Linked DNA regions of Homo sapiens: region 2 is linked to region 1. Evidence: read pairs that join two places in POLR2A ChIA-PET (ENCODE). Cell type or tissue: MCF 10A. All regions are shown on one strand. Each heading gives the region's core, and the rest is flanking DNA. Links, peaks and the distances in the headings are about the cores only.

Evidence for each region. ChIA-PET counts read pairs that join two places held together with the same protein. Peaks named below come from ENCODE experiments on the same cell type or tissue, not always from the same donor. Only the 100,000 strongest peaks of a DNase experiment are listed, where the experiment ranks them.
Region 2: POLR2A ChIA-PET joins it to region 1 with 5 read pairs; 3 of 35 experiments call an interaction of 5 or more read pairs at or near these places.

Annotation. Positions count from the first base shown.
Region 1 is chr2:110,210,343-110,215,454 of GRCh38, forward strand. MTLN (mitoregulin) reads right to left here and starts at 2,205. Exons shown (of 2, transcript NM_001384134.1): 1 at 1,873-2,205; 2 at 1,187-1,280. The coding sequence starts at 2,183. The coding sequence ends at 2,013. RefSeq lists enhancers at 2,108-2,357, 2,458-2,507. In MCF 10A, for the core only: no CTCF peak of the experiment used is centred there; a DNase peak (open chromatin) is centred at 2,219.
Region 2 is chr2:110,103,798-110,108,353 of GRCh38, forward strand. The region is part of intron 1 of MALL (mal, T cell differentiation protein like); the gene reads right to left. Among named protein-coding and RNA genes, the nearest start is that of MALL, 9.7 kb to the right of the region's middle. RefSeq lists an enhancer at 1,681-2,880. In MCF 10A, for the core only: no CTCF peak of the experiment used is centred there; DNase peaks (open chromatin) are centred at 2,494 and 3,054.

The DNA.
Region 1 (5,112 bases), core at 690-4,689:
CCCACTAAAATGGGGGGACGGTGGCGGGTGCTTCATGTGGAAACAACTTTCCTATGTTAACATGAGGTTGAGACACGGAATTAATCTTTGTAGGAATGAGCAAGGGTGGTGTTCTAGAAACACTCCTTGCAAATCAAAGGAACCAGGCACTCACTCTTGATTTTTAGATATAGGTAGGATTTATCACTAAGCTCTGTTCAGGAGGGTTTCTCCTTCATGTGTATTCCATAATGACACGTAAAAGAGATTTTTGCCAATAAAAACTTATACACTGGCCATGCACAGTGGCTCATGCCTGTAATCCCAGCACTTTCAGAGGCCAAGGCCGGTGGATCACCTGAGGTCAGGAGTTCGAGACCAGCCTGACCAGCATGATGAAACCCCATCTCTACTAAAAATACAAAAATTAGCCAGGCATAGTGGCACATGCCTGTAGTCCCAGCTACTTGGGAGGCTGAGACAGTAGAATTGCCTGAACCGAGGAGGCAGAGGTTGCAGTGAGCCGAGATTGTGCCATTGCACTCCAGCCTGGACAACAAGAGTGAAATTCTGTCTCAAATAAAAAAGAAAAAAGAAAAAACTTATACTCTGTACTTGGAACACACTGTTTCGTTTTGGGTTGAGACAGGGTCTCGCTCTGTCATCCAGGCTGGAGTGCAGTGGTGAGATCACAGCTCACTGCAACCTTAACCTCCTAGGCTCAGGTGATCCTCCTGCCTCAGCCTCTGGTTTACAAATTAGCTGGACTCACAGGTGTGTGCCACCACGGCCAGCTAATTTGTAAGTTATTTGTAGAGACTGGGTCTCCCCATGTTGCCCTGGCTGGTCTCCAACTCCTGGGCTCAAGTGGTCCTCCCACCTCAACCTCCTAAAGTGCTGGGATTATAGGCCTGAGCAGGGCCAAGGAATACACTGTTACTCTTGGAAGTTCAAAGGTCTTACATATAGCACCCTTACCTCAGTTATGTTTACACAGCCCCCTGCTTTCCAAAAAGTTCGGTAAAAGAACCCATAATGGTCCCACGGCCAAGTCTGCTTTGTGCCTGTACCAAAGAAGGGGCACGAGTTACATAACACATCTGCTCAAAAACACTAGTAAGTCAGTTTTGAAAATGCAGATCTCTTGATGCAGTAAGGTGCAAGAAAAACATGATACTTCCCCTTATGAAAAAATAAAAGGGTCAAAGATGTTTAATTTTTTTATTTTAAAAATAAAATTGATTCATAAAGTGCAAGAAGAAGTCATTTCTTTCCGGTAGTCTATATGCATCTTCAACAAGCTGTTAGAAACAGAAAAGAGAAAAAAATTAGAAATACACAATCTGAAACTTCAAGCCGTACTGTGGTATTAAACCATGAACCATAAGATCTGGTTTACGACAAGAAAACTGAGGTCCTGAAAATTGATCATGCACAGCTCTTCTGAAGAGCTAAGACTGGATGCAAGGTTCCTGACTTCCAGGCCACTGCTCTTTCCACTTTACCAGGCTGCCAACAACCTAAGAATTCAGTTTGGAGTTTACAATCGCCAAGGCGAAGATGTGCTAACAAGGATGTTACTGAAAAGAATTGGGGGTGGCAAGATCACCTCCCTGGTTCTTTTTTTCTTTTGTTCTTTCCAGTATTTTCTATACTGATGTTTAATGTTGTCAGGATGAACGACGACATAGCACGTTGGTAAGACATTCTCATTAAACACCCAGTGAACCAAACCAAGATACCGAAGAGCAAGTTATCAGGGAAGACAAAACTTCCACCTTCTGGTGTCTGTGGGAACAAGTCCTGTCTTCTGCGACCTAGCCAGAGTTGATCCTAAGATATCCGCCCGACCCCAAAGTCTCCCTTTGCAATGTCACTATGTGTACTGCTCACCAACACTCCAGGAAGAGCCGGCCATGGCAGGCGGGGACTGTGTGGCAAGCCTGGTTCTGGGCGCCGGCGGACCGGGGCTCCGGCGCGGACATGGCAAGGTGGCCATGAGGGGGACAGAATGGGGCGGAAGGCGCAGAGTCTCAGGCCAGGTCCAGCTTCTTCTGCGTCGCCGCCAGCTTGTCCTGCAGCCTCCTTTTCCTCCAGTCCAAGTAGCGCCTCCGCAGTCGGTTCGCCTGCCAGCCCAGGAGTACTCCAGAAGCGAAGGCTACTAGCACGGACAACTGCAGTGTCCTCTCTGACACATCCGCCATGGCTGCCGCCGGCGTGCAGCGCGGTCTACGGCGCGGCGGCGGGGTCAAAAGGCGCCGCGCGTTCAAGGGTGGGGCGTGAGACAAAAATGAAGCGAAGGCGGCGAGGCGTTGGATCTCTCGAAACTCACTAATAGTCCCATCTGTCTCGCCTTCAACTGAAGACTTTCCCAGGCTTTGGACGACCCCACCTTCCACTTTCCTGAACCCCCACATTTCTTGTTGATGCCTTACATCATTAGCTAACATTGGGGGCGTATCTTGCTCACCCGACTGTAAGCTCTTCACCGCTCTGTATTTTCTCTCAGCAATAGAATGGGAGTGACTGGCGTAACTTTAAATTTTCTGGTAACCTGTTTTTTAAAAAATAAAAACAAAAACATGGAATTGTTTTTAATAATATATTTACTTATCCCAACATATAGGGGATGTTATCATTTCAACATGTAACTCGTTTTTAAATTATTAAGGAGATGCTTTATTTTTTTCATACCAAGTCTTTGAAAACTGGTCTGTATTTTACAGCGAAAGGCACATCTCAATTTGAACACTGAATTTTCAATGGAGATACCTATCAGTGTCTAGATTTCATAAAATGTACAGTTGAAAAAGTAGATTTATATACCCAAGCTGTTCTAAAAACACAAACATTTTTCCAATAACCGAATGGAGTACCAATTTAAATTTAAATTCATTAAAATTTTTTAAAAATTATAAACTCAGTTCTTCAGTCACACTAGCCATATATGGGACCAGTGGCTACCATATTGGACAACCCAGGTCTGGGGGTCATGCTGTACCAGAACTAACGTGGGGTCAAAATTGTTGGGATAGGAAACAAACAAACACATTTCTAATGATGAAAGTCATTTTGACACCCCCCCACCATGACTTCCACCTCCTAGTGTTCAGGCCTTTGTGTAATCCACTCCCCTTGAGTGTGGGTGTGACCTGTGACTTGCTTCTAACTAATATAATAAAGCAAAGGGGATGAGGATGTCACTCCTGTGATTACTACGTATATTAATCTGTTCTCACACTGCTCATAAAGACATACATGAGACTGAGTAATTTATAAAGGAAAGAAGTTTAATTGACTCACAGTTCCACATGGCTGGGGAGGCCTCACAATCATGGCAGAAGACAAAGGAGGAGCAAAGGCACATCTTACATGGCAGCAGGCAAGAGAGCCTGTGCAGGGGAACTTCCCTTTATAAAACCATCAGATCTCATGGGTCATATTCACTACCACGAGAACAGCACGGGAAAGACCCACCCTCATGATTCAATTACCTCCCACTGGGTCCCTCCCATGACATGTGGGAATTATGGGAGCTACAATTCAAGATTTGGGTGGGCACACAGCCAAAACATGTCACTGTGTATATAACATTTTTTAGCAAGTTAAAGACTCTCCTGTGGCTTGATGAAGTGGACGTGCTGGAGAAGCTCACAGAACAAAGAACTGCAGTGGCCTCTAGGAAAAGCCTCCAGCCAACAGCCAGCAAAAATCTGGAACCCTCAGTCCCAAAACCACAAGGAAATGAACTCTGCCCACAACCTGAATGAGCTTGGAAGCAGATTCTTCCCCATTTGAGCCTCCAGATGAAAACACAGCCTTACACATTGATTGCAGTCTTGTGAGATTATAACAGAGGACCCAGCTTAATTGTGCTTGGATTCCCGATCCATGGAAAATGTGAGATAATAAATGTGTATTGTTTTAAGTGACTACATTTGTGGTAATCTGTTACATGGTGTAAGATATGGGACAAAACAGAGTGTTTTTCCCACCTTAACTCTCAATACAGACCACCTCTGTTCACTAAACAATACATTCAATACTCTGACACCAGAGTTGGGGTGAGGGAGACCTTTTTCCTATACACCAATGAATTCTGCAGCAGACAACAACTGGGTGTCCTCTAATTCAATTTAATTTTGACACTTACCTACCTGGATGTAGCATCAGCCTCCATAGGTTGAGGGCTCAGTCCCATAAGACTTCTTCCTACTTCCAATGCCAGTCACAAATAGCAGGTTGTCACCTATACCTCTGAAGAACTGGCTATAAATCAGGAATTCCAACAACCCCCTCCTTAGGTTTGATTAATTTTCTAGAACTGCTCAGAGAACTCAGATAAACACTTTACTTACTTTTACCCACTTATTATAAAGGATATTACAAAGGATACAGTTAAACAGCCAGGTGGAATAGATGGATAGTGTAAGGCATATAGGAAAGGGCATGGAGCTTCCATACCCTGTTTAGGACCACCATCCTCCAGGAACTTCCACATGTTTAGCTATCCAGAAGCTCAATCAAACCCAATCCTTTTGGTTTTTACGGAAGCTTCATTACATAGGCATAACTGATTACATCATTGGCCATTGGTGATCAAATTAACCTTCAGGTCCTTTCTCCTCCCTGGAAGCTGGAGAGTAGGGCTGAAAGTCAAATCATGCCCTGGCATTTCCTGTGGCCAGTCCCTGTCCTAGGGACCTGCAGTCATCTCATTAGCATACAAAAGTCATTCTTATCAATCACTTGAGATTCCAAGGATTTTAGGAGCTGTATGCCAGGAAACAAGAATGAAGACCATACACACACACACACACACACACACACACACATATATTCACAATATCACACACAGTAATAGAAAATGAATAAAGTCCTGAAAGGAAGGTCAGCAAGTGGAGCCTGAACTCAGCCTCTCTGCAGAGATCAGCAAATGGACTTTCATACTTGAGGCAAAACGTATCTTAGGAGGGAGATGATAAGGACAGTGTTGGGTCCAATGTGAATTCACATCTGCCACACTTAATGTTCATTTACTCAACAAATATTTATTGAACGCTGCAGTAGGCATTGGGAATGTAAAGGTGAATACAACACAAGGTCTGCCCTTAGCTTAGCACAAAGTAGAAG
Region 2 (4,556 bases), core at 1-4,000, 110 kb before region 1:
GGCTGCTCATGGTCCTGCTGGACGGCCAGGGAAAGACCAGGGCTGGAAGTTCAGACAGGGGCCGGAGTGGCCAGGGATGCGGGGCCAGGCCAGGTGGTTCCCAGCATCTCTCTGCTGTGTGGTGTGGGCTCCCTCGGTGGCTGATTCCTTGCTAGGTTCTGGCAGGGGAGGACTTGGAGGGAGGCTGGGATGTTAGGAGAGAAGTGGGGGCTTCCTGCTGCCTTTTCCAGGCCTTGCCATTGTCTCTCCAGAATCAGCAGCAGCAGCTGGAGATGAGGGTCCCAGTGCCCTTTCTTTAGGGTGACCACTGTCTCCCAGCACCCCCACACTGGTCTGAGCACTGGCAAGACAGAGACAGCTTCATCTATAGGTTTGAGCATCAGCATCGCTGCCCCTCTGTCCCTGATTCTGGGGTTGGGCAGCAGGCACTGTGAGCACTTATTATTCTCTGGATTGTTCAGTGACCCCTTTCTGTTCATCGAGCCTTCCAACGACTGTGTCAACAAGTCCTTGTATTGAATCCCCTCTGTGTGAAGCACCTATCATGGTTTCTGTTTCCTACTGGACCGTGACAGGCACAGCGCCTTTACAGATTTCCTTGGCTGTTCTCCACCGCCCTCATTACGCATCAGGCTCCATAGGCAGGGGCCATGTCTGTCTTGTTTATTTTGTATCGCCAGTGCTTGGCAGAGAGAGAGTAGGTGCTCAGCTTGAATGAATACTTGGAATTTAAGTGGGAGACTTAAGTCTTTATGTACCCTGACTTTATATATTTGTTAACTTCCTGGTCCTAGGCAGTCCTAATCTGAACAAGAAAATGCGTCACCCATCAATCCAAGCCCTCCAAGAATGTCAAGCTCCTCCTTGAATCATCTTGTCCTGACACCACCTGGCTCCCAGGGCCTCTGGGCAGCTGTGGCTGTGCAGCCCCTGCTTTTCACCTGTCTCCTGTCCTGGAGTGCTCGTTGCATCTTCAGTGTGTTAGTTGCACCACTCCTTTAAGAGAGGCTCATGCCTTACCTTATCCCCTCAATGACTGTCTTATTTTTGTATGCCCCTAAGAGCAGAGCATGGGGCTAGAGTGGCAGTAGTGTTTCAATAAACACTTGTTGACTTACAATTGTTACTTGTCTTACAATGCGCTTTCTAGTAAGAGGTCCAATGACCGCCAATGCTAAAGTAGTATGGGCTGGCATTATGGAGCACTCACTCACCATGTCCTGACATTTCCTATGAAGTCCACATTCAAACCCCACAGCTGTCTTATAGGATCCTTGTTTCTCTTTATTGTTACTCTTTCCATTGTTGATGAAACTGCGGCTGAGAGTGATGAAGTAACCTGCCCAGGGTCTCACAGCAATGAAGAAGCAGAGCCAGACTTTAGGCCCCATCCTGACTGACTCTATTTTACTGAACCTGAATACACAGTGCCCTCCCAGAGTAGGGGCTGGGCCTGGCCAAGGGGCCAAGGTGGCCACAGGCAGTGTGGGGAGGTTCACATCCAACTCCTGTCCCATGGCCCTTTTCATCTTCTCTCCTGGGAGGTCTTGCTCTTCCCCAGCCCAAGGCCTTCCCTTTCCTCATGTTCTCCCGTCCTTGTTTTCCAGGGGACATCCTTGGCCATTATTCCAACGGGACCCCATGGTCCCACGGGCACAGAGGTTGGTGGCTCCCATGTCCTGCAGGAGAACAGAAGAGAAGGGTGCTGCCCTGTGGGAGCCAGACCAAGGACAGGAAGACGCCACATGGCAGTGAGGGGAGTGAAGGGAGGGACAGAGACAGAAAGGCTGAAGCATGAAAAGAAAATTATAAAATAAACTGGGGTAAATTGAGTTAACTTTGCTGCTCCTGGAAGTATGGAGAACTGACAGGGGAGCAGAGGAAAGCAAGGGAGATGATTTCTCCTCCTGGAAAACTCAACTTCTAAGGCACAGTTGGAAGGAAGGGGAAGATGCCTGCCTTAAGGTCAGGCCTAAGAGGAGCCCTAATTTCTTCTCCCAGCCCCACCCATTCACTTTCAGTCCACAGAGAGTTGGCCCTAGGGGGCTCCCGGGAAGCCCCTGGCTTCAGTGAGCTTCAGACAGGCTCTTCCATATAAACAGAGTAGAAGCAGCAGCAGGTTGGAATGAAGGTGGTACTGGCCATTTGGGTAAGACATACAATGAACTTGCCGAACTGGAAGAGCTCAGGATGAACTTCTAAGGGCTCAGAGGATTTATCTCTGACTAATGTGCTGGTGAGTTAAGCAGCTGAAAGGAAAACATCTAACATCAAACAAAGAGTTTGCATGGTCTCCGCTTTTAACTTTCTGAACCTCTAGAAATCTTAGCTGTTTGTTTTAAACTAGTCAAAAATCTCATAAGTCAACTAGTGACAAGGTTGACAGTTAAAATAATTTATTGGAGTCATAGTCATAAAGCATTTCCTTGTTCACAGTCACCCTGGGTGAGCTTGCAGCTTCCACCCTTCGGCTTATAAAATTCAGCTTATAAAAAAGCTGATGAGTCACCTCGTATCATACAGGTAATGGCATGGTCAGCCCCCAGCACCCGCAGACAGCTGGCTCCAGAGCAGGGCACGGGTGTGAGCCGCACCCACCCCAGGCTCCCCCAAGGCACACACACTTGCTACATGAAGGAGAGAGAAAATAAATGGATGTCTGTTCTCATCTTAAAATTCACCCATTCAAACCTTTTTTGCACTTGGAGATTATGTTTCAAAATTAATATTGTCTTTAAATAAGAAATCTAAATTCACCAGTAAACTACATAAAACATGAACTTTACTGATAAAGTTTCATCAATCACTAGTGGGGATGTAAAACACAGAAGTTATTCTCCAGCCACTCTGGAAAATAGTTTGTCAGTTTCTTAATAAAGCGTACACTTACTACACCACCCAGCAATCATACGGGGGCATTTTCCCTGGAGAACTGAGCATTACCCCCACACAAAAGCCTGCACACAAGTTTTCACAGCAGCTTTATTTGGAACGGCCAAGAACTGGAAACAGGCAAACTGTTTCTCAATAGGTGGATGGTTAAACAAATGACGGCAAAGCCAGACCACGGAACGCTACTTAGCAGTAAGAAGGAAGGAGCTATTGACATAGGCCACAGCTTGGATGGTGCTCAAGAGCATTAGGCTGAGTGGAAGAAGCCAACCTCAAAGACCCATATACTGTGTGATTTCATGTATTTATATAACTTTCTGGAAATAACAAAATTGTAGGAATGAAATTTGTGGTTTTCAGGGGTTTGTTCAGGAGGGGGTGAGGGAGGGCAGGGTAGGGGGTGCACCCTGAAAGGGTAGCACGAGGGAGCTCTTTGTGGTGAGTGGCAGTCCTGTGCCTTGATGCAGTGGTGATTCCCTGAATCTACACATGTGAGAAAAGTGGAGCCCCCAAGTACCAAGGGCAGCTTCTGGGCTCTGATACTGTACTACTGTTAGGAAAGATGCAGCCACCGGGGGAAGCTGGGGAGGAGGATAGCCTGGGGCAAGTTTTCAAACCCATCTTGCCCTCCACCTAGAAACAGACTTGGGGCTGCTGGGGGGTACACAGAGGGAGTGAGACTGGCCATTTGGTTTGTGTGGGAGCTGGGTGAGGCCTGTAACTGCCAGCTTTCCCCCACTTCCCTGACAACCTGCATGACCCAGCAGAAGCAGCCATAATCTTCCTAAGTGCACAACTCCAGTAACTTGGGAATCTCACCTTTACCCCTCACAGCAGCAACAGCAAGACCCACCCAAGGAGAGTCTGAGCTCATACATGCCTAGCCCTGCCCCTATCTGATGGTCCTTCCCTATCCACTCTGGTGGAAGACAAAGGGCATATAATCTTGGGAGTTCTAGGGCTCCACCCAACACTGGTCCCTCTCCATACTACTACAGCTGCTGCTTTTTGGAAAGTGTCACCTCCTGGCAGGGGGCCAACCAGCACAAAAATAGACCATTAAACCACCAAAGCTAAAGACCCTCACAGAGTCCACTGCACCCTCTGCCACCTCCACCAGAACAGGCACTGATATCCATGGCTGAGAGACCCATAGACATTCCACATGACAGTACTCTGTGCAGACAATCCAGAGTACCAGCCCAGAGCCAGGTAAATTCGCTGGGTGGCTAGATCCAGAAGAGAGACAACAATCACTGCAGTTTGGCTCACAGGAAGCCACATCCATAGGAAAAGGGGAAGAATACTACATCAGGGGAACACCCTGTAGGACAAAAGAATCTGAACAGCCTTCAGCCCTAGACCTTCACTCTGACAGAGCCTATGCAAATGAGAAGGAACCAGAAAACCAGCCCTGGTAATATGACGAAACAAGGATCTTCAATACCCCCCAAAATCACACTAGTTCACCAGTAATGGATCCAAACCAAGAAGAAATCCCTGATTCACCTGAAAAAGAATTCAAGAGATTAGTTATTAAGCTAATCAGGGAGGGACCAGAAAAATGTGAAGCCCAATGCAAAGGAAGTCCAAAAAATGATACAAGAAGTGAAGGGAGAAATATTCATGGAAATAGATAGCTTAAAGAAAAAACAGTCAAAAAT